7 separate regions of the Mus musculus genome follow, and all the other regions are linked to region 6. Evidence: chromatin loops called from intact Hi-C (ENCODE). Cell type or tissue: heart. All regions are shown on one strand.

Region 1 (4,000 bases), 580 kb after region 6:
ATGCAGGTGCACATGTGTAGGGGAAGCAGTTATTCCCATAAAGTAAAAAAAAAATCTTTTAAAATTAAAGATTCAAAACCTAATTCCGCACAAACACCTACGTAGGGATATTTATAACACCCTTTTGGTAACTGCCATAGCTCGGACACAACCAAGCTGACCCTTAGTGAGTGAGTGAAAGCCACTGTGCTGGATCTGAGCAGATTGTTTACTACTCAACACTTAAAGGACACGACTTATGAAGGCCTGGAGGGACCCAAGCCGATCTGAAAAGGCTTGGTCACAGGGTGACAAGTCAGTGACACTATGAAGGACAAAATCACCGTGAAAGGAAAGTAACACGTGACTGGCATGGCCGAGAGGAAGGCTGAAGCCCAGAGGGTGTTCCCTATAATGTTATAAATGAGTATCTTTATGTTATAAATGTGGACACATACATTATGCATGTGCCAAAACCCATACAGAATATATCAGTGTACAACCCTAACCTCTGTATAATAATTCAGGCATATTAATCCAGCACTGAGCTAAGTAAACTGAGCTAAGCTTTTCTGAATTATTTTTATGATGTTAAAAAGTCTCCCTAATAAATTAACGTTATGTGCAGGATTTTAAAGACTGGCTTTTCAACAGGAATCTGGAAGAAGTTTTGCACACATTTTTTTTTCTTGTAAATACGTAAAAGATGCCGGCAAGTGCACACACGGAATGTGGGAAGCTGTCTGGTGTTTTGGTAAAGGCCAGTTCTAAGCTGCTGAGGGGTTTCTCAGGATAACCACAGATTTATACATTTGTTGGTCCAACCAATTGTTGCCTTGTGACTTTATAGACTTGTGCCCTCGAAGACAGTGGCAACTATTCTGCAGATGAACCAGGCCCCCAAAACTCTTCTCACCGCCTGTTCACCAGCCAGACTCGGTGACTGCATCACAGCTCTGTGCTAACGTGAGAGCAGCTATGCTTATATCTATGTCTACCTACCTATTTCATCTCTCTATATAATACGCATATCATAATTACAGTCAGTAAGAAATGTAGTATGTAGCACAATTTGATTTTTCTTTCTTTTTTCTTTTTTTAGACAAGGTCTCAAATAGCCCAGGCTGGTCTCAAACTCATTCTGTAGCTGAGGATGATCTTGAATTTCTGATTTTCCTGCACGCATGCCTGGGTGCTAGGATTACAGGTGTGAGCGCCACTATGCCACTACCGCTGTGGTGCCAGAGATGTTCATGCACACTAGATATGCTACCACTGTGCTAAATCCTCAGCCCCCAATTTGACCTATAAAGCAGTTTTTATTTTAGGGACAAGGCATAGCGTGCTCCTTCTTTGATTTAAATGTGACTTTACCTGTGTTCCTAATTTTATATTTCAAGAGCCTAAAATGCTGTTTGATCAATGTCTGTAATTATTTGGTCTTGACATCAACTGGAATTTTACAGACAGACAGAAGGATGTTCCTGTTCTTTTCCAAATTCCACCCAGTTGTTCACTGTCTGGGGTATCAACCAAAGGCAGGTAGATCACTGTCCAGGATATCAATCAAAGGCACGTAGAAAAGGAGGAATCCACTTTGTGTTTCAGAAAACAATTCTGCATCTTAGATCCTGTAACACTTATCAGGGTTATGTAGCTGTTGTTTGAAGGTATTATAACTTTGTTGAATGTTAAACAACAGAAACAGAATTAAAATTTAAAATATAAATATAAAATATAAGTTAAAATATAAAGAGATCGTGGGGGTAGAAGAAATTGTCTTCCTGTGACTTTTTTTCTTCCATAAATAAAAAGCATGCATTAAGAATTCATGAAGTATCCCTAACCAAGTTCCCATACACTACTTAAATAGTATCTGCATGCAGTTTCCAATTAAACTAATTTGTAACGTTTTCTAATTGATGCCGTTATAATTCAGAGTTGCTTGAATTATTTTTTTGTTTCAGCATTCCCATGGAAACAATCTCTTCATACATTTAATTTATATGCAGAAGTTAGTTTGAGGGTTTGAGGCTTTTAACTTGTATTTGTTTTAAATTATTTAAGGCTATTTCGGGGTGCTCAACAGCCATCGTTTTAACTGTAAGTTTCCGTTTCTTAATATTTTAAGGTTCTTTACTGTAAACACACACACACAAGATCACTTCTAGCTCTTGGTTGGTTGTTTTGCTTTCGTATTCTATTTTCTGGCAAAAGAGAGAATATCAGAATATCGGACCTTTACTTCAAGCCCTGGCTGGGTGCCGACGGTACCATTAAACAAACCCGGTCTTGGAAGCCAGCTCACTAACGCGTTCTGACTGTTTTTGATCCCCGCGGGTCGCCATAGGCAAGGAGGACGCTGATTGGGTGAGATGGGAAAGCCGCTGCCGGGGGCGGTTTCGGTTTTCGGCGCGCGCGTCCGCGGAAGCCCGGCCTGTGAGCGTTCTGGATCCGGCTGCAAGGTGAGCCCGCGGCCTGGGAGGAATGAATGGGTGCGGGCAGGCACTCCGGGTGGGAGCGGCTGGCGTAGGCCGCGGATGGTCCGGGCTGGCGGGGAGCGGCTCGAGCCGGGCCTGCGTCCCAGGAGATGCTCGCTGGTCTGGGCCACGCGGGCTCGCGGTGCCGGGCGCGCTCCCGTGGCGCGCGCGCTTCGCGCCGATTGGGGTGAGCGCCCAGGGTTACGGTGGCGCGCGACTTCGGCGCCCTCCTCCACCCGCGAGCCCTGCGCGACGGAAAGTAAATACAGACGAGCGGAGGAAATGGTCCTTGCTGACGGCCTCGGCACACCAACTCCCTTTCTCTTGTGTGGGCCTGTTTCTGTTTCAGCTAAGACCACCAAGTTTTTTAACCACACACCAGTATTTAGTTTTATACTTACATTAAAATGAGACAAGTTGTGATTTTAAAATTCATTGATCTCGTTTGGGCCCCCTGTTTTATTGTGTGGATCTCATAAATTATTCAGCTGTTTCCCAGGCTGACGTCTTTGGGTGTGAGTTTTTTGCTTCATTTTCGCATCCCGAACGATATCGTGATGCCTTAACTTCTATTCCTCAAATTTTCAATTACTAGCATAGATGGTTCTTGCACATTGCGAGACTGGTTTTTCTTAAAGTGTTAGTAATTTATTTGGCTCTTCAAAACCGTGAAAGGGCCTACTGTGGTTCTAAAGTAGCAAAGCACAGCCTCACTTTGGAATTACTATTGGGAGTTTGAACTTGCAGGCTGTGACTGTGTGTGTGTGTGTGAGAGAGAGAGAGAGAGAGAGAGAGAGAGAGAGAGAGAGATAGAGAGACAGACAGACAGACAGACAGACAGAGACAGACAGAGAGACAGACTGACTGACTGACTGCACATGTTAATCAGATGCTGGAACAGGAAGAGACAGCCAGTACCCATCTAGCCTAACTTCCTTATTTTGCAGATGAGCCTGGGGCCGTGACAGGTGAAATGGTGATGAGTTACGCAAGCTGCACAGATAATTAAGTAGCAGAGATTAGAACTCAGGTTTCCTGCCTCCCAAGTGAGTACCCCTAACGACTGCAGCAGCTCTTCTCTCACTGAAGGGTGGCCTACTAGATAATAGAACTTCTTTAAAGAAAGTTTTGTTTTGTTTTTAACTCCCTGGCTTATTTTCTACTTTTGGATTGAGGGACTGGAAAATAGAAAAGTTACATTTTTGTGTTCAGCACTAGAAATTTATTTATTTTTTTGAAGGTCAACCCTTTCAAGACTTTGACGATTGCTTCCAGCTTCCCCGTGTTGGGATCAGATACTTCTGATAAGTGCTACTGTTATCCCTCCCAGTACCGAAAAGTGCATGGACGTTCAGGTTTCCTCTGTGTTTACATATAAACTGTGCAGTCTTCCTGTGCCCTTCACATCATCTCTAGATTACTCACAACGTGCCATTTAATGTCACTGGTTGCAGTAGAGTATTGCTTAGGGAGTACAGCAAGGGGAAAGTCTGTGTCTGGGTAGCAGAGAGACCGCTGGACAAGTAATTACAGCTTCATTT
Region 2 (4,000 bases), 60 kb after region 6:
GGTCAGAATCCTGTTCTCATCGGCCACATCCCACAGCTCATAATTGCTTGTATCGGAGACCTGGATGCCTCAGATAGGCGTTCGTAGATAAATCCACACTCAAACGGTGTCCTGCAACAGCAATGCGACTCACAGGGACTGAGCAGGAGTTGCTAGGCTTGCGTAGTAAGTAAGCGCCTTTGTCCAAGAATTCACCTCTAGCAGTGTTTTCTTCTTGAAATGGGTGTTGGGGTGCAGGTCCTTGCGATTGCATGGCAAGCCCTCTGCAGGCTGAACCATCTCCTTAACCCATATGTGTGTGTGTGTGTGTGTGTGTGTGTGTGTGTGTGTGTGTGTGTATGTGTGTGTGTGTGTGTGTTTCAGACAGGGTTTTACTCTGTAACCCAGCTGGCCTGAAACTCACTATTCTGTCCCAGCTGGCTACAAACTTATGCCAATCCTCAGGCCTTACCTCCCATGTGCTGGAATTACAAGTGTGGGCCACCATGCCTGGTTCCCCTCTGTCCATCTTTGTGGCAGAGGGAATAAAACCCAGGGTCTCTCATATGCTAAGCAGTACATGCCACCACTGAGCCCTGTTAGAGCAGTCGCTTGCTACATTCTCCCCTTACCACTGAATACAGACAGTAGAGGTCGTGTCAGACAGACTAATATTCTGTTTCTTCCCCACTCTGGAAGATTAAATTCTTCTACCTGTCAACCACACAGATCTCTTGATCTTTCAGTCTCAAGTGAAAGTGGAGGGAGGATAGTTATGTACCCCAAAGTTCTTCCCAACACCTAGTCATTGTCTTGAAGTGTCAGGCTCCATCATTCATCTGGTCAGGAAGGTGGCTTGCTACATGGTATCAGAATGATCAATTAGGACAATAGTATTCAGTAGAGGTCACCATGAAAGCCAGGAGTGAACGGCTGTCCTATAATCCTAGCACTAGTGAGAGGCTGCGGTAGGAGGATTGCAAATGACTTCAAAGTCAGTCTGGGCTACACTGAGTTTGAAGCTAACATGGGTGACTCAATGAGACCCTATCTTAAAAATTTTAAAAAGTAAAATGGTGTTGGTGTGAACAAGAGCACAAACTTGTGATTGACCCTTGTTTGCAAAGAGTTATGGCTGCTAGGGTCTGGTACATACCTCTTTCTAGCAATTTTAAGAAATATATCTGAGCAAGAACTTTTAAGACAAAGTTGGGTGTGTGCACTCCACCTGTGTTGTGTGTGTCCCTGGGTTTGAACATTCAGCAGCTACAGTTATATGCAGGTCTGTCTCTTTAGACAATGAGTTCCTTGAAGACAAAGGGCTGGCTGACATCCTGCTGGGACTAAAGAAGTGTGCCACCCACCATACCTGACAAAATGGGTCATCTGGGGGGTCCTAGGATGGACTTGAGTATTCAATATATATCCCAACATTTACCGACTACATATGTATGCATTTGTGGTGTGCTGTTCTTGTCAGATGTTACCATGAGTCCAAGCAGGCTTCTACAAACCGATCATCTGACCTTTGTACCGAATCACTGAGACTAAGGAGCTAACTGATCCCCAGTGTGCTTTCTTTTGCCTAGGGTTGGGGAGCCGAATACCACCGGCAGGATGTTACCAGCACCCCCTGCTGGATTGAGATCCATCTGCATGGCCCTCTCCAGTGGCTGGATAAGGTTCTGACCCAGATGGGCTCACCCCACAATCCTATTTCATCCGTGTCTTAAAAGACCTGTGGCTTCCGTCTCTTGCAAACTATCGAGCCTTGCATGTACTTGAAGGATGGACAAGTCAGACAGGATGGAGACCTGACGAAGGAGCCACGATAATACTTGACCTCTGTGACCAACTATTGGATTGAGAAACTGACAAGCCTTGGTTGATAGCAAGAACCCTTTCAGTTTACATTGTGACATTCTGTTGTAAAAATCAACTAAAATGCTGACTTTCAGCAGGACTTTTGTGTATAGTTAAAAAAAAAAGAGATGGCCAAGCCAGGGACAAATTATCTATTAGGAAAAAAGAAAAAAATGATTGTAATCAATCCTTTTGTGTGGGGTGTTGGCAGAAGGTTGGCGCTGATAGTCTTTCTGAAGTGGGCTTTCATCAGGCTCAGAGCCCACGTTGAATCATCTTCTCATGGGTTTTCTTAATATTTTAAAACTACTTGTTTAGAAATGAATGGGTTTTTTGTTTGTTTTTAAAGTACAGGTTAATCGTTATGACATGCATAGTAATCTTTCTGAAACTGTATGCTGGCTGTATTACTGTCAGAATGATGGCAGGCATATGCTCTTTGCTAAATATGTATATACAGAATATTTGGAGGTTATGAATAGTCTAAATGGCTAGTGGGTTTACAGAGTATCTGAGGGGCGGGGTCGGGAAGAAAACGACGGCTGCAAATGTAGACTATACCGTAAAGCTCAGCTTGCTGCCTTAAACAGACAAGCTGGTGTCTGAATTTGCTGTGTTTCAGTTTTTGTAGAGTTTTATCTGACTTCTTTTCTTCTGTCTTATCCGCTCCACGGCACAGTTAAGCAGCTGGTTAATTCCTCTAACTGTGAGAGCAGATGAGTAATTCCTTCTGTTCGCAAATCAACTGGCTTCGTGTTTCAGTACCCAGTATATGAAAAGCTTGAATTGAATGAGCAGTTTTTATGGAGTTTACAGTACAGACATAGGCTTTGATTTCCAAATAAATTGTTTGCCAAACCTGGTAACTCTGTTCATTATTCGCAGGATTAAAGATCTCTCTATTGGAATCCATTTCAAAGGTTGTTTTTTTTGTTTTTGTTTTTGTTTTTTGTTTTATTTTGATTTGTTTTTTTTTGTACTATTTGGTTTCTTTTCTTCTGTTAATTTTTTTATTCTCCTTTGCTCTTATACAGCGAGTACTTTTATTCCAACACTAGCAGGGTTTTTCTCTACTGGAAATTTTTAAATAAAACCTGTCATTATTGCTTACTTTGATTAAAAAATGTGTCATTTTTTTTCTTTGCATGTTAAAATTTTAGATCAGTAAGATATGGTGCTCTTCTGAGTGCTCTCTGCCTGATACAAAAGCTAAATTACTGAAATGAAGACGTGAACCTGAACTGCTAAGAGAGCTGAGTGATTTGGAATTGGAAGAGTAAGGGTACATAAAACTGGAAACATTAAGGGAAAAACTAAGTGTGTAAACTTAAAACCAGTTTCTTGAAGGCAGGTGGGATATGTACCATGGTGTGCCTGTGCAGGTCAGAGGGTAGCTTGGTCTGTCCTCCCATGGTGTGGGTTTCCGAGATTAAAGTGAGGTCTCCAGGATTGACAGGCAACACCGTTACCCACTGAGGCATCTTACCAGCCCACCGATAGATAATGTCAGGAACTGCAGCAGCACGCTTAGGTAACCAGAAGAGAAGATTTGGGAGTTAACAGTGCACACAAGGGCAGCCATGGGAGAATGCAGCCAAGATGGCTAGAAACTGAGGCTGCACAAGAGAAAATGGTGACCTTGGTGCAGTTTTCCTGGGATAGGGCTGGTCATTCCTCTTATCCCTGACTGCACTGGAACTCGCTCTGTGGACCAGGCTGATCGGAGATTTGCCTGCCTCTGCCTCCCAAGTGCATGTGCCAACCACTGCTCAGCTCCACCAAGGGGATTTTTAAAAATTTATTAAAAACAAAAAACAATTTGAGGTCAAAGTTTCTAGCCACATAAATGTCACTGTTTCTCCTTATATTCTTTCCTAGACTTGGTTCACAACCCCAAAATTTCAGAATCTACTGCCTCCCACCATTGGGAGAATGTCTTATTCCCCTGAAACTACAAAATGCAACCCTAAACAGTGGCCAGGCCCAGATTTCTTTCTCTTACTGTTGCCCCCAAGACTATCTATCACTAGCAAGCAGAGAAAGCCTGGGCCAGGAGACCTAGACTGTGACAGTCCTGTCCATCTTTGCTAGACCTCTCCATTTATATTCCATTTATCACCACAGAGTTAGACTGGGAATCATTCAGCTAAGGTAAGAA
Region 3 (4,000 bases), 370 kb after region 6:
CCTTGAGGCCATTCTTTCAAACATGGCACTGGACTTTATTAATCAAAGAACTTTTGTGAAAGAGCCATCAACAGCAGTTGAGTCACATTTTAAGTCCCAAAATGAAAATAACTTCATTAAGCCAAGAAACAGAAGCCTTTATTTTGAATAATAATTTTTAAGCCTACCCCCCAAATATATCGGCTTAACATCCTTGGCTGAGTGGGACTTCCAAAAGTTACTACAGACCTTCTCTTTGATATGTAAATAGAAGGACCACTTCATCTTCCCAGGACATACCACTTTTTCTAGTACATCTGAGACGTCCCATGTAACATAAACATGACACACATGTGTGAGCACACACACATACTCCCTCCCCCACTTACTTTTGAGGCCCAGAAGAAAATGACTGTAGAATTTTAAATCAGAAACCCAAAGCTAAGGTTAGTAGTGTCAGGTTAAAGGCTCGCCCATCTCCAAAGCTAATTCGGTTCTGAACAGTCCCAGGGGTGTCTAGCAGAACAGAAGGAGCTAGGAAACCCTAGCAGGCAGGAGCCCAGCCTGGGGAATTGCTAGTACTCTGTGCCAGGAGCCAAGGCTCACCCCAGACTTGGTATCAGATAATACCAAGTGCTCGCCTGGATTTCCAGGACTAATCCACTCTAGGGTGGACTATCCAGGTTCCCTGGTGTCTGTACTGTAGGAAGACAGTGGGCTTTGCAGGCCCAGAATGTTCCTAGATAGTATTGTTTAATGTGAGAAGTAGACTCCACTCACAGAAAACATCTGTATGTGGTAACAGTGTGTGCTCTGAAATTCTTTAGCCCCATTGCTGGGAGTGCAAGGGCCAAGATTGCTGGCAGAAATGGAAAGGATTTCAACTGTTCTACAAATTCAAACAGTAAGTTTGTGTGTGTGTGTGTGTGTGTGTGTGTGTGTGTGCGTGCATGCACACTGCACTTCCTAATATTTACAGGTTCTATCAACTCTTAAATCAACACATCAATAGTGGCTTTAATAACTTTTTCATTTACTCAGAAAGGTCCTTTTGCCTTAAAAGCAATTTAAATTTCCCCAGTTTATTCACTAAACCACCTCTTTGCCTCACCTACAAAACAGACCGAGGGTTGGGGGGCAATTTTTAGGTTTGTCTCTGTATAACTTCTTTAAACTCCAAGATGGCTTCTAACAGGCACCTTTAATCCCAAGCCTCAACTGTGTTTTAACCTTGATACAGCATAGTTCTCCCAGGGAGGGAGCCCTTTTCCCAAACACAAAATAGTTCAGTATTGAAAACTAGGCCGTAGGTCTACAACTATACTCTGTATTAAATGGAAATGAACATTCATTTTTACCCAAATCGATATGCCTCATGTCTGTATATCATTCTCAAGTTTCTAGGATCATCACTGGGCTCTTAGCTGGCCCTGGGTTACTATGACTGACTTGGAAAATACACTATTTGCCCAGAAATTGCTCTTAGTCAAAATGTAAATTGCTTATAAAACATGTGTAAACCCCGCTTAGAAAAGGCAGCACACATGCACACATAAAAATTCATTCAATACAAAAAGAGGTGGAAACGCTTTACAAATTAAGGCTTCCCTTAAAAAGAAGGGGGGGGGAGGCTGGACCGTTTACTGTGCTTCCAAAAGTAAATTGCTTCTTACTTAGGGTAAAGTGGCTTAATATGACTGCAAGGGGAGGTGATTTTTTTTTTTTTTTTTGGAGTAGATAGCAGTATTCAATCTGAGAACCAGGAGAGAGCTCACTCTCAAAAAGAAAAAGAAAAAAAAAGAAAAGAAAAACTTCATCAACAGGCAGCAATCCGCGGGAGAGGCCCACCAGACACCGGAGCTAAAATGGAGCCTGAATTTCCTCTCAGACAGAGGGTAGTCGCAGGAGGTCAGGGTCAAGGTCACCGGCAGGGCAGGCTGCAGCTGCCCGACTGCACTGCACACCACGGGAGGGGCGGCGTTCCAGCCGTCTCAGCCGAAACTGATAAATCCCTTCTCTTCTCCCACCCTCCCTCTAACCCCGCCAACATTTTTTTTTAAGCAGGGGGAGAAGAGAAGAAAGGGAAATGACCAAGTAACCTCACCGCCCTGGTTTTCGCATACAAGCTCATCAGCTCCCAAAGTTGCCATCTAAGGGCAAGTTCGCAGAGAACACTGAAGCCCATTTTGTGCGAGCAGGGCAAGCCTCCCGCGGTGGCGCCCGCCCGGGACAGCAGCCCCCCCCCCCCCCCCCGCCTCGCTGCCCACGCGCGTCCGAGCAAGAGGGAAGCCCGGCCCGGCCATGTGCACGCACACTTCCACCAACTGCTGCGAGTTTTCTGTGAATCGCAGCGCGGAGCCTCCCGCCTCGCCCGCCCCGACTGCGCCTCCTTCTCCTCCTCGCACAAAATTTTCCTACACTCGCAGCCGCCTGCGAGTGATTTTATGTGCATATATATTACATATGTGATATTATCCTCAGAACCTCTAGCGGGCAGGCGAAGAAAGGACTGCACGGGGGCATTTTTTTTTTTCCTCCCTAAAGGAAGGGGAAAAAAAGCATAACCCTAGCCCTGTGCGTCGACTCCTTGCATACCGGGAAGGGGGAAGAAAAGAGGAATGTTTGCGGAGCAGACTGCCCGCGCGTGCCCTTGCTCGCCACTCCGGGTGCCACCGCGCCCGCCCGGGCCACAGCAGCCCTGCGGACCCCTCGCGTGGGCACCGCCGCGGAGATTTCGCGAAGGAGAGATCGATCGCGCTCGCCCGTCTGCGGCGGAAACACACACGCTCACACATAACCCGAGACACCATAACCTTAACCCTTCCCCCACCCTCCGTGAACTTCAGGTGACCGACCACGTCGGCCTGACACCCGCGCGGGCAGGCGCTCCGGCTCCGCTCCCGCCCCCAGCCCGGGTTTTGCAGGATCGGGCTCCGAGCAGCGCCAAGCCGCCCCGGAGAGGGGAGCTGAGCAGGGGGGGGGCGGGAGGGGGGAAGAGGAGAAACTGACCCTCCGTCTCCCCCGACCCCTCCCTCCGGCGCCTCCCGCGTCCCCTCCTCCCGCCACCCCGCCCCACGCCTTCTCCCCTGCCCCCTCTCCCCTGCATTCAAGGAGCCCGGCGGCCCCGGGGGGGATATTTTTAGTTGCTTCTTTCTCCTTCACTTTTAGCTTCAGCAGCATCTCGGAACACTCCGAGCGGAGAGCTTGTGGGGGGACGAGGGGGGAGCCCGAGAGGGAGTGGGGGAAAAGTTAAGAGTCTCGCAAAGAAAAGCGGGAGGGCGGCGCGGAGGGACCCGAGGCGCGGGTGGAGGAGGGGACGGGGACCCGGCCGCGCAGCCCGGCGCGAGTCTCCAGTTGGCGTGTGTGGCTAGGGCCAGGAGGGCTGGGATGCACTTTAGTCACGGACTCTGCTCGGGCTGGCGGGGCAGGGGGGTCTGCGAGCCCGCGTCGCCCCGGCTCTGTCTGCTCCGCCTGACCCCGCATTTTATTGCGGCCGGGAGCCCTGCTCCGCCCTCCCCTCGGCTCTGCAGGGACCTCGCGCGCCGCGCGCCGCCCTGGCTGCCTCGCCTCAGCCTCGGCGCGGCTCCCGCACCCCACATCCGCTCGGCTGCCCGGCCTCGCCCCCCGATCGGCCACCCGCGCCCCCCGGCGCCCCCACACCCTCCTCGACCGCCCCTGCCTTCCCCTCCGCCACCGCCTCCACCTCCGCCTCCAGCTCCAGCTGCCCGCGGCTCCGGGGCCGACCCACCCCGGCGCAACCTTTAGCCGGAGACCGACCTCTCCGGTCCCCAGCCCGGCGGGCGGCCGCGCGCCCTCGCCCCGACACCCCCAATCGCCATGTCACGGCCTCGGCCCTGCGCGCGCCCCAACCCCGCACCCTTGTGCACCGGGATCCACACGGAATTTCTTTTTTTTTTCCAAGATTGCAACCTCTCCCACCTCCCCCCACCCGCGACAAAAACCCGGCATCCACACTACTCCCCTCCTCCCTCCTCTCGCCCCCTCCCCCGCAAACCGGAGT
Region 4 (4,000 bases), 160 kb before region 6:
ACAGATACACAGGCACATTCACACACAAACATACACAAACACATGCAGACACACTTTCACAATACAGTCACACAGACACACATTCACATACATAGACATACACACAGGCACTCTTTCGCACATACAGTCACACACATACAGATACCCCACACAAGATACACTTACACACAGACACACACTCATACACAGATAAACAAGATCACTTATACATAGACATACACATACAAACCCACACACAGACACACTCAGATACAGACACACACACACAGACAGACACACATATACAAAACTTCACACACAGGCACACACACAGACATACATACACACACAGACATACACATGACACACACAAACAGAAACCCGCAACAGACAGAAACCTGCAAACAGTCACACACAGATGCACATTTTCACAATACACTCATAGAGACACAAACAGACATACACACTCATATACACAGGCACAAATGCACACACAGGCACACACACACAGGCACACACACACAGGCACACACACACAGGCACACTCACACATACAGGCACACACAGATACTCCACACAGACACACTCACACACAGACACACATTCACATACACAGACACAGTCTTTCATACACAGACACACACACAGACACACACACACACGATTAACTAAGGGAAACATGAAAGTCTTCTGAAATATGTTCGTTAATCACCAGCTTCACACAAGATCTCAGAAAGTGTTGGTATAAACCCCCGTGTACGCATATTTACTGTAGCACCATTGGTCAAAGCAAGCCACCTTGCCAAGCACAGAGAGAAGCTGGAGGGGACTCTAAGGGTGGGGATTTGATGAGGTGTGATTTCCCCACCAAGGGAACTGTTCTGGAGTTGGTAAATAGAATCTGGGTCAGCATCTATTCTGAAAAAATATAGTAATTGATCCAATTAAAATTGGCTTTTAGTATTTCTCTTTGTTCCATTACAAATCTGTGTATGTTTTAAATACAACTATAATATAGAAACTACTAAGAAGAATGAGAAAAACATCACTCAAAGCTTACTACCTAATAAAATATTTCTCAGAGTTCATTACAAATGATTCTAGAAATTTATGCACACACACACATGCACACACACACACACACACACACACACACACACACACACACTGACAGCGTCTAACTCCAGGCATAACCCGACAGCTGAGCCACCTCACCATTCCCTGGTCCTCTCATTATTCTAATATTACAAGTGGTACCTTTGCATCTAGAGGAAATGGAGAAAGCGGTGGCTCTGGGGGCCATGCCTAGGAACCTTATTTCTCTTGTCAGTGTTCTTGGAAGAAAATGTGTATGGAAGTTGGCAGATAGAGAGCAGGGGTCAGCACAGGAGAGAAGAGAACAGAAGTTAAGAATGTGAAGTCTTTATCTTTGGGCGCATATTTTCTCAGCCACCAGACTCCTTCATGGGAGGCAACAACACAGTGGCCTTGAGGAGGCTGGACGGGCTTAGGAGAAACTGAGGCTTTGTTGCCAGGAGCCCACAGTCAGTCATCCAGTTGCTGTCCTTTGTGACTGCCCCTTTCCTTTGCAGCGCTATTCTAAGAAAGATGGGTAAGACAAGAGGAAGGCAAAGTCCGGTTAACCCCTTGCAGAAAGCTGAGGCCTTTGAGAACATTCGCTAATTTGCATGGTGCCAACTTGCTCCTGTATTCCGAGGAGAGCTGAAACAAAATTCAGGAGGGAGTTAAAGTTGTAAACTAAGAAACACGAGCTTTCTAACGATCCTGATTTATTTTATTTTATTTTTTACATAAAAGTTGCACGTATGAGTGTGTGTATGTGTGTTTGTGTGTTGGTGGGGGTGTTAGATTCGAGCACATGGGTGCAGTGTCCATGGAATCCACAAGAGGGCGTTGGATTTCCTGAAACTGGAGTCACAGGTCATGGTGACCACCCAGCATGGGTGATGGGATCTGACTTGAGAGCAGAATACGCTCTTATCAGTTGAGCCGTCTCTCCAGTCCTGCTTTTGGTTTGATAAAAATGCATATATCTGTGGACAGATATTTGTTCCATAGTGTAATATTTATTTTTATTACATATGTAATATAGCATAATAGCTTGCCCCCTTTTACAGTATTATCTATATATTAATTTTATCCTAGCTTGAACTTGTGGCTTGATAGGTAGCCCGGATGAGTCATTCGAACGAGAAAAGACATGATCTCATGAGCGTTATTTTAAAAGTTTACTCCATTATTCAGAAGTTTTTATGCTTCTAGAAACATCTCTGCCTCCCCAGTGGCCATCTGAGGACAGTGAGATAGCTGCTTCAGGGAAGAGAAGAAAAGAGTGAGCTGCTGGAAGCAAGGCTGAGGGTTACAGCTCACTGCCAAGTGCTCCAGCGGGCAAGGGCGACCCTCCCAAAGGCAAGTCCCTCCTCTCAGACCTGCAAGAGCATGACTTAGTGCAGATCTACCTCAGCAGCACGGTCTACCTCAGCAGCACGCTTCCTTCTTAGCTGCAGGGAGGGTAATGTACAGGAAAAGGTGACGTAATGATTGTCTCACTTTCCTTATTCTCTCCCAGATGAATAACCATCCACAGCAGGGGTGAGATCACTCACTATTAGTGGAATAACATCTGGTGAGCTAGGGCCCCCGGCCGAACTGTTGTTGGTTTGAAGCTATATTTAACCCTCGGAGACTCCACGATTGTTAAGTTTCATGGATCACATATGCAGCCCAGCTACACGGTGAATGTCTTTTTAAAGGGCAAAGAAACGCTCCTTAAAGGATTTTAACATGCAAGCTTTACTTTTCCTTATGAAGCAAGGCATTCACCTTTCTCAAAGGGGATCCTGGGCTATTATTAGAGTGGACCGTCTCAGACATGTGGCAGATGCCCTGGCCCTCTGACTCAGGCTCGGATGCTTGCCATAGCTGTCTAAGTTTAAATTTCAAATCGCAGATAGGAATCTCTCTCCTTCAATTTCCATTCTTATCCTTAATTTCCAGGCAGGCCTGCCATGCTGACAGTGGTGAATCTTGCGGAGTAATCTATCTAATAGATTTACCGTAAATGATGAATCATCTGGTACTTAAAATCTAATGAGCAATGCTCTAAGTCAATTTGACTTTTAAAAAAATGCGACTCAGCTAAGGTCATCAGTTAAATGTGCTAATGCAGAGTAACATAGAGGCTCAGATGCATGCATAGTCACAAAGCTGGAACACTCTGGGGTCTGTCCTGTGCCAAGGCCTTTAGGGCCTTAAAACTAGGACATAAAGGAGAAATGCATAGTGGTGCATGCCTTTAATCCCAATACTTGGGAGACAGAAGCAGGCAGACCTCTGTGAGTTTGAGGCTAGCCTGGTGTACATAGTGAGTTTCTGGATAGCCTGGGTTACTTAGTGAGACTTTGGAAAATAAAATAAACAGGCAAGTCACAATATGTAGCAAACAAGACAAGAGGTCATTTCATAACGACCAGGGACAGGCCTTCAATTTCAGGATCTTCTTATTTTTCCCCCCGACAAAATGTAGTAGTACTTTGTTGTAAAGATGCTAGTAAGCTGTTCTTCCTAAAATGTAAAGAATCGGTTGTGCTAGCCTAGGCTAGCAGACACAAGGGCCTGGGTTCAATCCAGAGAGCCACAAATGAATGAAACAAATAAAAACATCAAGTGTGAAAATAACCTTAACTTATTGAAAAAAATATAGAAAATACAATTAATTCACCATGATTTTAACAAAGCAGATCTTTGGGGCACAGGTTAATATTCTTTTTCTTACACTCATTTATTTTATGTATGTGTATGTGTTTATGAGTGGGGATGTATGCATGACTTGGAACATGGTAGATATCAGAGGATAATTTGTATAACGCCATTCTGGCTTTGTTGCCAGCCCCTTTATTTCCTGAGCTATTGTGCTGGCCAGGTTGGTCTTTTAAACTGGAGTACATGCAAACATTTTTCACATTATTAAATATTCTGCAATTTTCTTCTAAGTTGCCAT
Region 5 (4,000 bases), 100 kb before region 6:
CCATTGGACACGCAAACTTTATATGCCCCAGTACAGGGGAACGCCAGGGCCAAAAAGGGGGAGTGGGTGGGTAGGGGAGTGGGGGTGGGTGGGTATGGGGGACTTTTGGTATAGCATTGGAAATGTAAATGAGCTAAATACCTAATAAAAAATGGGAAAAAAAAGCTATGATTCCTCATGTCAGTGACACTGATGACAGATTCAAGACATAATGCCTTCTAGCTGGGGAGGGAACTGTACAATGGAAAAAATCTGAGAAACAAGAGCAACTCAAGACCAAACTGAACCATTCCTGCATGAGACATTGGCTAAGGAGTGAAGGGCTCAAGGAGAGAAGTGTTTGTTATCAACAAGATTGCAGCTCAGAATGTAGAATGACAATGGAGGCATAGGTACAGCATGGCTACGTCTTCTTGGTACTTCAAACTGTACTTCAGAGCAAGTCAGGATGGCACAGAGCCACCACGAGGCAGGTCCAGTCATGTCTCCCAGGCATGTGCTGACAGGAAAGAAATCTCTCATTTTATCCCCAAAAGCCTTACCCTGACATGAGCTTATCCGAGGTTCTACTATATCTTATGCAGATCATCTTTAAGTCTATTGGACTAATGATCCATAAAAATAGAACTCACTTCAGAAAAGCAGTAGAGCATTTAGTAAGTGCTGAGGATGGTGTTACTTGATGTCTAGGCACCTTTCATCTAGTAGTCACATATGTCATATGAGGAGTGTGCCAGAATTTCCCCTACTTACTGATGGGAACACTGATGCAGGACTTCATTATCGAGCTGAGTCTCTAACCCAGAACTCACACACACCAGACACCATGCTGCTGTCAAACTACAAGGATTATGTCTTGATTTAGGAAACATTCAGAGAGAAGGGAGAGGAAGGGAGAACTCACAAGACTGAGTTATCAAAGCAATGCCAGTTTGCCAAGGGGAGGCAGAGGAGGCCAGACAGGAGTCTCAGATAGTGGGAGTAAGGTCCTGACTGCTTGGGAGTGCACTGCACCAGCATGGGGGCGTGTGTGCACGGAGTGCAGGTCTCAGGCTCAGTCTGACCCTGGCTGGAAGTGGCAGGGTGTGACCTCAGCACCTGAGTTGGATGTCATGGCATGACCACTTTGTGACTCGAAGTATTTTCCTCCAAGCCTTGGGGTGGGGGTGGGGCTTCATCTGTTGTTTAAGAGAATTTTAGCAAACACTTGCATTATTTTTCCATGAATGTTATAATAGCAACAAGAGTTTCAAATCTTATAGTGCGAGCTGTGGATGCTAGAGAACATGACTGCCCCCTGAGACAGGCATACGTAGCTTTTACATGGCGCTGGGCTAACCCCACTGTGTGAGGGGAAGGATTGTGGGCCCCCCATCCACTCTGGAACAGACTCATTTCCAAAGGAAGCTCTATAGAGCTTCATGGGTTCTCTAAAAAGCATTTGAGTTAGGAGTTGTGTGGCCAGCTTCCAGAAAGTTCCCAAAGAGGAATTTCCTATGCTCTTGTTAACAACAACAAAATCAATGAGAAGGGAGTTCTATGGGGGGGGGGGGAGGAGTAGGCTGTGTTTAAAGAAGCCCAACATGGTAGTTCTTTAATCCCAGAACTTTGCAAAATAGTGGAAGGCAGATCTCTGTGAGTTTGTAGCCTTCCTTATCTACATAGAAAGTTCCAGACCAGTTAGAGCTGTGCGATGAGACTCAGTCTTAAAAACAAACAAACGAACGAACGAACGAACGAACGAATGAATGAATAAATTAATAAAATGGAGAGGCAGCCTTCAGTACAAAAAGAAAGTATGTGGCCAAAGAAACCAAAGGAGGCGCTAGCTTATAAGAAGGAGATCCCACCCGGATTCCCTGCCTATGCAGTCTGAGTAGCAAAACGAAACTCTCTGGGACTGTTTATCTTGGCTACTGAAACAGGAACGTTCCCAGGCATGTGCTTCCTGCTTCTTCCAGGAACACAGAATACATGGCACCCCACTCCGAGTCAGCAGACATTTCCCAGGGTGCTTTCTGAACTTAGTCCTAATTGGTCATTGGAGAGTCTTCTTGGATATTAAGCTTTTCTTTGTTAAAAGTGTTTTAAACATTTTTGTTTATTTGTTTACTTGTTTGTTTTGAGATAGGGCTTTTTTTGTGTAGCCCTGGCTGTCCTGGAACTCACTCTGTAGACCAGGCTGTCCTTAAACTCAGAGATCTGCCTGCCTCTGCCTCCTAAGTTACAGGATTAAAGGAGTGTGCTACCAGCTCCTGACTTTAAAGGTTTTTTGAAGTCTTGTTTTAGTTTCCTGTATTTTTATTTTTTGGGGGGGAATGAGTGTCTTGCATGTATGTATGTATGTGCACCATGCGCATGCCTGGTGTCCACAGAGGTCATCTTCAGGCTGCTATGTGGGTGCTGGGAGTCTAATACGGGTTCTCTACATGAGCACCAGCACTTTTAACTACTAAGCATCACCTTTCCATTACATTAAGCTTTTTTATCATATATCATCCGTCCATCCATCTATCCATCCATCCATCCATCCATCCATCCATCCATCCATCCATCCAGTGTGTGGAGCAGTGTGTGTGTGCCAGGGTACACAGAGGTCAGAAGACAAATTGTGAGAGTAGTAAACTCTCTCCTTCCTTCCACCATGTAGGTTCTGGGATCAAGTTCAAGTCATGGGTCTTGACAGCAAGCACCCTTACCCACTGAGCCATCTCACTGACCCAGGCTTTTCTTAAAGTTTAAATTCTGTTGGCAGTCAGCATTGATGACTGATTAGTTATTTACCATCAAGGAGTCAGCATGGTTAGTTGTCCTGGTGGTCCAGGCTTGTATTGAAGTCCTTGTGTCCAGTCAGAATCTAGTTGAGCAACTGGGGCTGATTGCTAAGAAGGAAACCCAGATGCCCATTAGATCTGATTCTGGGTTGAAGTGGTTCAGTTTCTGCCTGGGTTAACAACTGCTCTCCTCAGAGAGAATTTATCAGCAGATGAAGAGTAAACCTTTTAGTACTGTCATCGAGTGACAGACTCAGGGGCTTATAACCCCACGGCTTGAGAACTGGAGACTCTCCAAGCCAGAAACATCACTCAAGCATCTCAGGTCGGAGGCGTACTGTTCTTGGCTTTAATGACCAGTGACCTGGCATTTGGCAACTACTGTGGTACTGCGCCTTGCTTCCGCAGCAATCAGTGCCAGCCAAGTATACAGCTTGAAAGTACTGGGTACTGGGTCCTCATCTCCTAACAATAGCTAGTGCTTATAGTTCTTAGTGTTAAGGCTCTTTTGGATCTTTGGAATTGAGATCTCAGCTTTTGGGTTTGGCAGCTGCCTAGAACTCCTCTAGCCCCAAGTCCCTGCTTTGGTGGCTTCAATAGGTTCATCATCCTTCATTGGCTGTGCTGCCTCTACTTCCACTGTCTCTGACTCCAGCTACTCTCTCTCTGTCACAAAGAAGTCTGTTTGCTGCATTGCCACTTCTGACAGAGGTCCCACCATCACCTCCCAGGTTTTGCTGCTACTATGTCCACTGCCGACACTTTTCTGTCTCCTCTTTTCTGTTACCAAATCACCCTGCTGTACTTACAATAAAAATCAAGGCAAAACCAGGAAAAGATAGCCAGTTCTTGGGCCTGATATTGTTATCCCAGGGGATAGCACAAGAAGGTATCTCTCAGATGATTCAAAGGGTGAAATGACAACCACAAGAGGAAGATCTGTATCATAGTTGGTTCCCCCAAGGTTCATGGACAATCAAGGAAAAGAGGCAGAAAGGCTGTAAGAGCCTGACAGAGGTCATGGAGGACTTGACAAAAACACTGTCATCTGGACAGATCAGGATCTCAGCACTCATGAGCTCACAGCTGATGTGGGTGCCTATACAAGACCTGCCCAAGACCAAGTCAGCCAATATTCATCATGGTGGGTGGAGGGGATCACAAGAGTTCACCCCAGCTGAGGCACTTCTGAGAGTCGATGGCTTCTGGTAGAAGGAGACTCAGTT
Region 6 (4,000 bases):
TATAGCCAAGGATGCCCTTGGACTTCTGACCTTGCTCCAGCCCAGAGGGTGGGCATTAGAGGCCAGCACCATCCCACCCGGTTTATTCTGTGCTGAGGATGGGACAGAGGCTCTCATTCCACCCTGGGAGGCAGGGGAAGTGCTTCTTTCCTTTTCTATGGCTGAGTAATGTTCCCATGTATGGATATACCTCACTCTTTTCATCTACAGAGGGTCTGTACAGGGGAGGGAAATGGCCCTGAGTGGCTTTAAGCCAGGCTCACTCCAACTGTTGCCCAAGGGACCAGAGAGCAACCAACTATGTCAAATGCTGCTTTTAAGGAAAATAAGATGAGATCCAAGAATTGACCAGTAAGTGCTCAAATAGTTTAATGAAGAAAGAAATTTAATTAGCAGGAATATTCTTATGTATAATTTATAAATGGCATTTTATGGGTTTATGGGATTTGTTGCATTTCCTTTGAATAATTAAATATGTAATGCAGATATAATACTTAAATAATTAATAAGAATTTTAAGTGGAGTGCTAAGCATGTAAAGGTACAGGAATAATTGGAGAGTGTCATTAATTTGTAGTGGCCTTTGGTATTTCTTTATATTGCGGGCAATGATTTTTTTCTTTTTTTGGTTTGTGGGGCATTTACTCCTAGAATAGTTCTTCTCTAAACATAACTCAACATTATGATAAGTGTTCAAGATTCCATGCCAACTTCCAGAAACTGACCAAGAAAAAAAGTTGATTGTTTCAAGAAGGTGTTTTTGGTGTCTGAACAGATCAGTAAGATGTGAGTTCCTTTGTGTGTGTGTGTGTATTTTTGTTTTGTGGGTTTTTTTGGGGGGGTGGGTGGGAATAGGGGCAAAACTGTTATCTAAAAGATTGCACCCAAATTTACAGTACTAAAAGGGTATTTCCCAGTCCAAAGCCAGTCTGGTCTGTAGAGAGAGATCTCATTTCCAGGCAAACAAGAAAGCAAGGAAGTTCAGTTGTAAAGTTCTTGTCCAGCATGCATAAGGCCATGGGTTCGATGATTCCCAGAACCTTATAAATAAAAATATGTGCAGCCCTGTAATCCCAGCACTGAGGATGTGGAGGCTGGAGGAAGAGAAGTTCAAGGCCTTTTCCCCTTCAAAGCGTGTTCGAGGTCATCCTGGGCTACGAGACCTTTTAACAAACATACAAATGGTTTCTGTCATTTGCCGCAGGAAGGGTACATACTGGAAATAAATGTATCTACCTAGTAGTTAACAGGTCAGCCAATTTGAGGCTCATGCTACATGAAGGGCCGGTAAATCACTGAGTCAGTGATTGCAGGGCCTTTAAAAATGCGTTTTTAGGACGACTGAGTGGGCTCGATGGTCGTGTTCGAGAACTTTTCAGAAAATAACACAGGCTTTGGAATTTGACTGGCAGCTAGGCAGGGACTAGAGTCAGAGGAAGGCGCGGGCCGGTAATTTGGAGAGGATCCCTAAGCGGCAGCGGGCGCGCGCGGTGCGCGTGTGAGCGAGGGCAAGCGGCAGGCGGGTTGTGCGCCGGGTATTGGCAGGCGGGCTGTGGAGGCTGGGCGGTTCCGACTGCCTGACGCCAGCGCGACCAGATCAATCCAGGCTCGGGGAGCGAGCGGGCGCACCAAGGCGAGGCCGGGGCCGAGGCGCGGGGACGGCGGCCCGGAGCTAAGCAGAGCGCGGGGACGGCGGCCGGGAGCGGATCGGAGCACGGGACCCGGCGCCGGGTCTCGTGCGTCCCTGCGGATGGGCGCGCCGCCGAGCCGGTAAAGCCGAGCGTACCCGAGCCGACTCGAGACAGACTTGTCCTGTGCCGCGCGGGGCGCACCGGGACAGGGACCAGCTCCAGGGGGGGATCCTGGGCGGGCTCCGGGGGGCATCCCGGGCGGGCTCCGGGGGAGGATCGGGGACAGGCTCCGAGGGGATTCTGGGCGGGCTCTGGGGTCGATCTGGGACGGGCTCCGGGGAGGATCCGGGAGGACTCGGGGGACCCGCGCTGAAGGAAATCTGGGACGAGCTCCGGGACGCAGTCCCCCCCCCCCCCCATGATGGCGCCTCGCGGCCGCGAACCTGCCGCCAGACCTCCCTGCCTCCCCGCGTCTTTGTCGGGCGTGTCCAGTTCTCCGGGGACCCCCGTTCCGCATCGGGCCGCAGCCCCATTGTGTCCCCGCCCCGGCCTGCGGACCCTCGCGGGGACAGCGCTGCGCTCAGCTCGGGTCTCCCTGGATGGACGCGCGCACCCCTGTGGGTCCCCACACAGCCTGATTTGGGGATCGGGGTTAAGGAAAGTTCGTAGCGTAGTTCCCTCTGATTTATTCAAAGGTCTGGCGGCCTCGCGTCTCCCCCCCCCCCCCCCCGCCCCCTTCCGCCTACACCCCCTGCGTCGCCCAGTGTCGCCTCATTCCTTTCCCTTTACCGGATTCGATTGCCTCACTGCGCGTTCCGAGCGCCGAGAACAACTGTTCTCGTCCAGACCGTCTTTGTTAGTGTTTCTGTCGCGGGGTGGGGGCGGTGGGCGTGAGAGCGCGGGCCTGTGCAGCCGCTTTGCGGACTGCGTGCGAAGGCTGCGGGGCCAGCGTCTCCCCGAGGTGCTCGGAGGAGCCAGGAGGGACCATCACCGGCTACATCCAGACAGTATGGTAGTCGCGGCTTTTGTTTATTCGGAGGCACATGTAGTTTTTCTAAATGCACGGTACAAAGTAATCCAGCCAAGAGCTTTCCATCTGAAAATCGCCGCCTATGCCACAGCCATCTAAGAGAGCATCGTTGTAGAATGCTTGTTGTCAACCCCTGGCCTCTTCCCCCTCTCTTGGGTTCCTGGGTGACATCTGAAGTTTTCAAAGCACGGACTGAAAGGAGTTGCTTGGTTTATGTAATGCCTTCCTGTTTTTGGAGCAGATTCACAGCATGCCCTTCACAGCATCAATCTCTCTCTAAGGGCCTGTGGTGGATAATGTGCCCACACCTCAGCACAATGAGAAAACTGTTCCCTGGCCAGGTTCATTTTTCATCGTGTTTATAATTACCACTGTAAGTTGTACCGGAAGCTGATGAGCTGTGCTGGAACAATTCACAAAGAGTCAAGGCAGAGGCAGTGTCCACTGCCTGGGTGTTTTCAATTGGTGCGCCTATGTTTTGCACCAGCGTTACTGTGATGTAGGTGCCAGGCCTAAATAGACTGGACTGGCTTTTGGGTTCGCCCTCTCCATCTCTGCTTTCCTCGTTTTCAGTTAGATGATATTTCTCTGAAGGTGGAGTGCCATCTGTGGAAGTCTGCATTTCCTAGGGAACTGTAAACCAGGGTCTCTTCTGGGGGTGGGGATGCCAGAGGCTCCAGAACGATCAGGTTTCTTCAGAGGATGGGGATTTGTCCTTGATTTAGTTTTGACCCCTGCAACCATAGTAGTAATAAAATACACTCTCCCTTTTGCAATGTCCTCTAGTTCTTGGAGAGATGGTGGTTTTGACATTTTGGAGGAGTAGCTGGGTTTTGTTTTGCTTTTGGCAATTAAAAAAATGCTAAACTCTTGTTCGTTTTGGAATTTAAATTCCTTTTCTGGTAAATTCGTGTGAGCATTAAGAGGAAGTAAATCTTGGTCCCCAGTTACACACATTAGTTAAAAACTAAATTTCGGTTTTTAATCTTGATTTCCAGCTATTCTGGGCTCAAGATAAAATGCAATAATGTGGTATATTGGAAGAAGAATAAGCTCTGATGTAATTAGATGAGCATATTTAAGCTGCAGTAGCCTACATAATCAAGGCCAAGTTGTGTGTGTGTGTGTGTGTATAAAAGACCTCATTTGTGTGGTCTTACAGGGCTAATGGAGGCATCGCCGAGACTTTATAAATAATGTAGAGTTGTGTGTAATGCGGAGTCTCCAGAGAGGCAGAGAGAGCATCATTACCAGCCTTTTCAACCTGCTTGAGATCTTAAATTGATTTACAGCACTGAACTGGTGCAAAATGATCCGTCAGGATGACATGGGGTCAGCCT
Region 7 (4,000 bases), 190 kb before region 6:
TGGCGAGGTTCTGTGTCATTTGCCTCTTTGGGTCAGTGACACACAGCTCTCCCGCAGTGGCCCCAGAGCCATCTTAGCTTGTGTAAGTAGGTATACTTTATGATGTTTGCAGAATTACATGATTCTCAGAACATATCTCTGTTGTCAAGTAATGCATTGTAGGAAGGGGAGGGAGAGAGAAGATGATGACTTGAAAATCTGAAAAAATTATCGTCTTCTAGTATAGAATCTTAACATATGTAGATCTGTGAATTTTTTTGTTGTTGTTTTGGTTTTTTTGGAGACAGGGTTTCTCTTTGTAGCCCTGGCTGTCCTGGAACTTACTCTGTAGACCAGGCTGGCCTCGAACTCAGAAATCTGCCTGCCTCTGGTTCCCATGTACTGGGATTAAAAGCATGCTCCACCACTGCCCAGCTAGATCTATAAATTCTTAGGAGACTTGTGTTCCATGAAAAGGATCCTAGAACCCAAACCTCTACTTAATTTACTATCTTGAATTTCATGTGCTGTTAAAATCCTAAAAAACAGCCATACTGTCCTAGTTAGAGTCAAAAGTGAAATAATTTAGACTAAGCATAACACACACATCTTATTATATATCTAATTCATCAAACCACTTTGCATAAATTCATATGCATGGATATACAGAAAATATCACACTTATTCCTTGTAGTAATATATTTAAATTTTATTTATTGCCAGGCATGATGGTACCTTTAAATGGTGGTGGTGTTAGAGGCAGGAGGATCTCTGTGAGTTTGAGGCCAGCATGGTCTACATAGTGAGTTCCAGGACAGCCTGGTTTAATATAGTGAGACCCTGTCTCACATCACCTCCCAAACTTCTTTCTTTATTTTATGTGTATATGGGTATTTTGCTTGCATGTATGTATATGTACCAGGTATATAACTGGTAGGTGTGGAGGTCAGAAGAGAGTGTCAAATCCCTTAGAACTGGAATTACAGATGGTTGCAAGTCACCATATGGGTGCTGGGAACCAAACTTTGGGTTTCTCTCTCTCTCTCTCTCTCTCTCTCTCTCTCTCTTAATTTTATTCACATTGGTGTTTTGCCTACAAGTATGTCTGTGTGAGAGTGTCAGATCTTGGCGTTATAGACGCTTGTGAGCGGCCATGTAGTTACTGGGAATTGAACCTGGGTGCTCTGGAAGAGCAGTCAGTGCTCTCAACTGATGAGCGATATTTCCAGCTCATAATAAGTGCTCTTAACCTCTGAGCCATCTCTCTATCCCACATGAGGATATTTTGAGTTTGATAGTTCTTTATAGTTCTCAGAAGTGTGGCACAGTGTTACTTAAATCAGTTCTCTCCGCATCTGGCAGTGACTGACATAGCGTTTCTTGCTGTGATTGTCCCTATTTTGCTCTAGTTTTTTCAAAAGAACGATGTTGGACTCCCGCCCTTTCTTACTGGCTCTTGTACTGGTTTTCTTTCCTTGTTTTAATCTTCATTCCTCTATGTTTTTAAAAAAACACATTTTACTTATTTCTCTTTTGTGTGTGAGTCAATGTGTCACAGCACGCCTGTGAAAGTCCTAGGACAGGCTTTAGTTCTCGTCCCAGGATGTGGCTCCTGGGGATCTGACTTCCAGGCTGGAGAGGAAGCGTGTTTACCAACTGAGCCACCTGGCTAGCCCTCTCTGTTCTTGAATCTGTAATAACTCTTCCCCCAGAAAAGTCTGGCCCTTTGTTAAGATGTCCACACTCATTCTCCCAGAAGGGGTCAGCAGAGCTCCTTCTCAGTGAGCTACTTGTTGCCATAGGAGAGCAACAAACCCCTTTTGGTCTTGTTGATGTAGTAAAGTTTCCATGGAACACTGTAAATCTTTTAGGCTCAGCTATTCAGACTGGAGTTATATCTTTATCTAACATTAACTTAATATTAACTTTAAACAGCTTTCAACTCAGTAAATTTCATTTAAAAATTATATTTGTGGATTTATTTTCTGCTGAATTTCTTACTGGGAAGGCAGTCGGTCACCAAGTTTGGCCTCATATATCATAGATCAAAGTTCAAATCAATATATAGAACAGTAAAGATCTGGCAACTGGTCTACCTTACAGTCTGTCATCCCTAAGTTGTCCAGAGGCATCACACACATGCTTAGGGCAGGAGAAACCTAGAAATGACACCTCCCAAACGGACCAACCCCTTCAGGACACTGTTCTTAGAGGTTCCTCTAGCCCTCCCCCTTATTCCAAAACTTCTTCTCTTGTTTGTTTCATTGGTTCAATAACTAGAGCCAATAACTAGAGCCAGCCATGTGTTGTTCATAGAAGGATGTAACTGTAGGCTTAATTTTAGGCATTAATATGGTCAGCTAAACTTTAAGTTTGATACTAAGGAAGAAGAGAGAGATGTAAACAAAAACAAAGGTAAGCACCTAGGGCTCTTTCTCATAACATCAGTATATAGTAGGGTTCTACATTAAAATGCCCTGCCATGGGCTGAGCCGCCAGTCTGTTCACTCTCTATGGGGATGCTTGCTTGACAACTTGAAGTGAAGAAGACCAAATCACTGCCGCTGTACCAAGTCTCAGGGATGAACTGGAGGTTGGAATGAACTAGAAAAAGAAGGATGACCAAGAGCATGAAAACACTGAGCATAGAGAGCTCTGTGCAGAGTTGTGGTAGGAGGAGAACAGGGTGATAGGAAGTAGCTGGAGAAAGATTTGAAGTCCAAGGAGTGCTTGTAAGCAGAATAGAGAATGCATCAGTCCACTTGCAGAATAACAGCAGTGGTCTAGGAGAAAAAAAACTCCAAGAGGATAGGGTGAATAACTCCAGGAAGAAGCCCTCAAGAATAAGGGTAGGGGTGGCAACACATGCCTTTAATCCCAGCACTTGGGAGACAGATGCAGGCGAGTTCAAGGCTAGCCTGGTCTACAGAGTGAGTTCCAGGACAGTCAGGGCTACATAGAGAAACCCTGTCTTAAAACAAACCAACAAACTAACAAACAAAAACCAAGGGAAGAGGAGGAGGAAGAAGAAGAGAAGGAGGAGGAGGAGGGGAGAAGGTAACGAAAGGGAAGATGGAGCCTGGCAGTACAACTTCTTGGCAAATGTTGAATTTCATTTAAGCTTTGCTAACCTACTCTGCTTCATACACATATTTCCAAATTATATACAAAATCAAACAAAGCTATATCAAAATCAAAGGAGAAAAGAATAAATATATAGCTGGATTGAACAATAAAACAACTATCACCTAAGTGGGAACAGAACCAAAAAATGACTAAGCAAGTAGGCTGAGGTTAGTTTCTGGAGAAAGCTGAGGGCATCTGTGCCGGCTAGGACTTTTAGCTCCTCCTGGTGGACGGAGAAAACTCCTTCCTTTTCACGAGTAGATGCTGAAAAAAAGGGCAGTCCCATATGATGTCTCCTTGGAGATTCAGCTTTGTAGGAAGCTGCGGCAATGGGAGGAGCACAGATATAATCTCATAATAAAAAATTTAGCCAAGCTGCCTAATTGCTCTGTGAATGACCCCGTGGGGTCCTCGATATCACCCTGGGATAGGAATTCCAACCCACTACTCTAGATTTGGCTTCTAATCAAGGATCTGCTGACAGACAAGGATGACCTCACCAGTGAAGGCTCAAGGAAGGAACAGAAAGAAACACATCAAAAGTTTCCAAGTGCACCAGTGTAAGGTCACACGCCCAAATATAAGAGTAGAGGTGATTCTAAAGCTTAGGAATCTAACAAAATCAGTCATTAAAATATGAAAGGATTCCATGTGAAGTGCTATCTCTGAAGCTGGTTGATACGATTTTTACTATAATTGTGACTGAAAGGTTTAAGTTGATACATGAATAAAATTTCAGGATTATGGAACAAAGAGAACCCAAAAGGGGAAAAAAAAGCATCAGAGAGAAGACTGTATAGAATAAAAGTATGTAAAAAGGAAACATAAAACAGATGAGAAATTTTAAGTGAAAATATTAACACTTAAATATAAATGTATTAGATTTGAATTCTGA

What was found. A loop is a pair of places that touch in the nucleus more often than their neighbours do. Peaks named below come from ENCODE experiments on the same cell type or tissue, not always from the same donor. Only the 100,000 strongest peaks of a DNase experiment are listed, where the experiment ranks them.
Region 1: it touches region 6 in a loop (2.8-fold over the local background); 2 of 42 quality-filtered maps call a loop at or near these places.
Region 2: it touches region 6 in a loop (2.5-fold over the local background); 13 of 42 quality-filtered maps call a loop at or near these places.
Region 3: a loop joins it to region 6, with 2.3 times the contacts of the local background. A loop is called at or near these places in 4 of 42 quality-filtered maps.
Region 4: it touches region 6 in a loop (5-fold over the local background); 3 of 42 quality-filtered maps call a loop at or near these places.
Region 5: a loop joins it to region 6, with 2.2 times the contacts of the local background. A loop is called at or near these places in 3 of 42 quality-filtered maps.
Region 7: it touches region 6 in a loop (4-fold over the local background); 8 of 42 quality-filtered maps call a loop at or near these places.

The regions. Positions count from the first base shown.
Region 1 is chr8:78,819,492-78,823,491 of GRCm38, reverse strand. Lsm6 (LSM6 homolog, U6 small nuclear RNA and mRNA degradation associated) reads left to right here and starts at 2,340. Exons shown (of 5, transcript NM_001191004.1): 1 at 2,340-2,444; 2 at 3,407-3,505. In heart, no CTCF peak of the experiment used is centred here; a DNase peak (open chromatin) is centred at 2,341; H3K4me3 peaks cover 1,752 bases; H3K27ac peaks cover 1,687 bases.
Region 2 is chr8:79,337,361-79,341,360 of GRCm38, reverse strand. It overlaps Smad1 (SMAD family member 1), which reads left to right. Exons shown (of 7, transcript NM_008539.4): 7 at 1,569-2,966. The coding sequence ends at 1,712. Among named protein-coding and RNA genes, the nearest start is that of Gm4890, 44 kb to the right of the region's middle. In heart, a CTCF peak has its summit at 1,615 (motif pointing left); a DNase peak (open chromatin) is centred at 1,630.
Region 3 is chr8:79,029,020-79,033,019 of GRCm38, reverse strand. All of the region lies in intron 1 of Zfp827 (zinc finger protein 827), which reads right to left. Among named protein-coding and RNA genes, the nearest start is that of Zfp827, 2.6 kb to the right of the region's middle. In heart, CTCF peaks have their summits at 1,894 and 2,490; DNase peaks (open chromatin) are centred at 1,989, 2,289, 3,259 and 3,489; H3K4me3 peaks cover 2,855 bases; H3K27ac peaks cover 3,823 bases.
Region 4 is chr8:79,560,759-79,564,758 of GRCm38, reverse strand. No RefSeq gene overlaps it. Among named protein-coding and RNA genes, the nearest start is that of Otud4, 77 kb to the left of the region's middle. In heart, a CTCF peak has its summit at 1,881 (motif pointing right); a DNase peak (open chromatin) is centred at 2,578; H3K4me3 peaks cover 716 bases; H3K27ac peaks cover 2,006 bases.
Region 5 is chr8:79,499,333-79,503,332 of GRCm38, reverse strand. No RefSeq gene overlaps it. Among named protein-coding and RNA genes, the nearest start is that of Gm39205, 61 kb to the right of the region's middle. In heart, a CTCF peak has its summit at 1,834; a DNase peak (open chromatin) is centred at 1,922.
Region 6 is chr8:79,397,022-79,401,021 of GRCm38, reverse strand. Smad1 (SMAD family member 1) reads left to right here and starts at 1,594. Exons shown (of 7, transcript NM_008539.4): 1 at 1,594-1,769. It overlaps Gm51578 (a long non-coding RNA gene), which reads left to right. Exons shown (of 3, transcript XR_003947567.1): 3 at 1-312. In heart, no CTCF peak of the experiment used is centred here; DNase peaks (open chromatin) are centred at 1,531, 2,351, 2,941 and 3,131; H3K4me3 peaks cover 2,260 bases; H3K27ac peaks cover 2,426 bases.
Region 7 is chr8:79,582,905-79,586,904 of GRCm38, reverse strand. No RefSeq gene overlaps it. Among named protein-coding and RNA genes, the nearest start is that of Otud4, 55 kb to the left of the region's middle. In heart, CTCF peaks have their summits at 1,738 (motif pointing right) and 3,332 (motif pointing left); no DNase peak of the experiment used is centred here.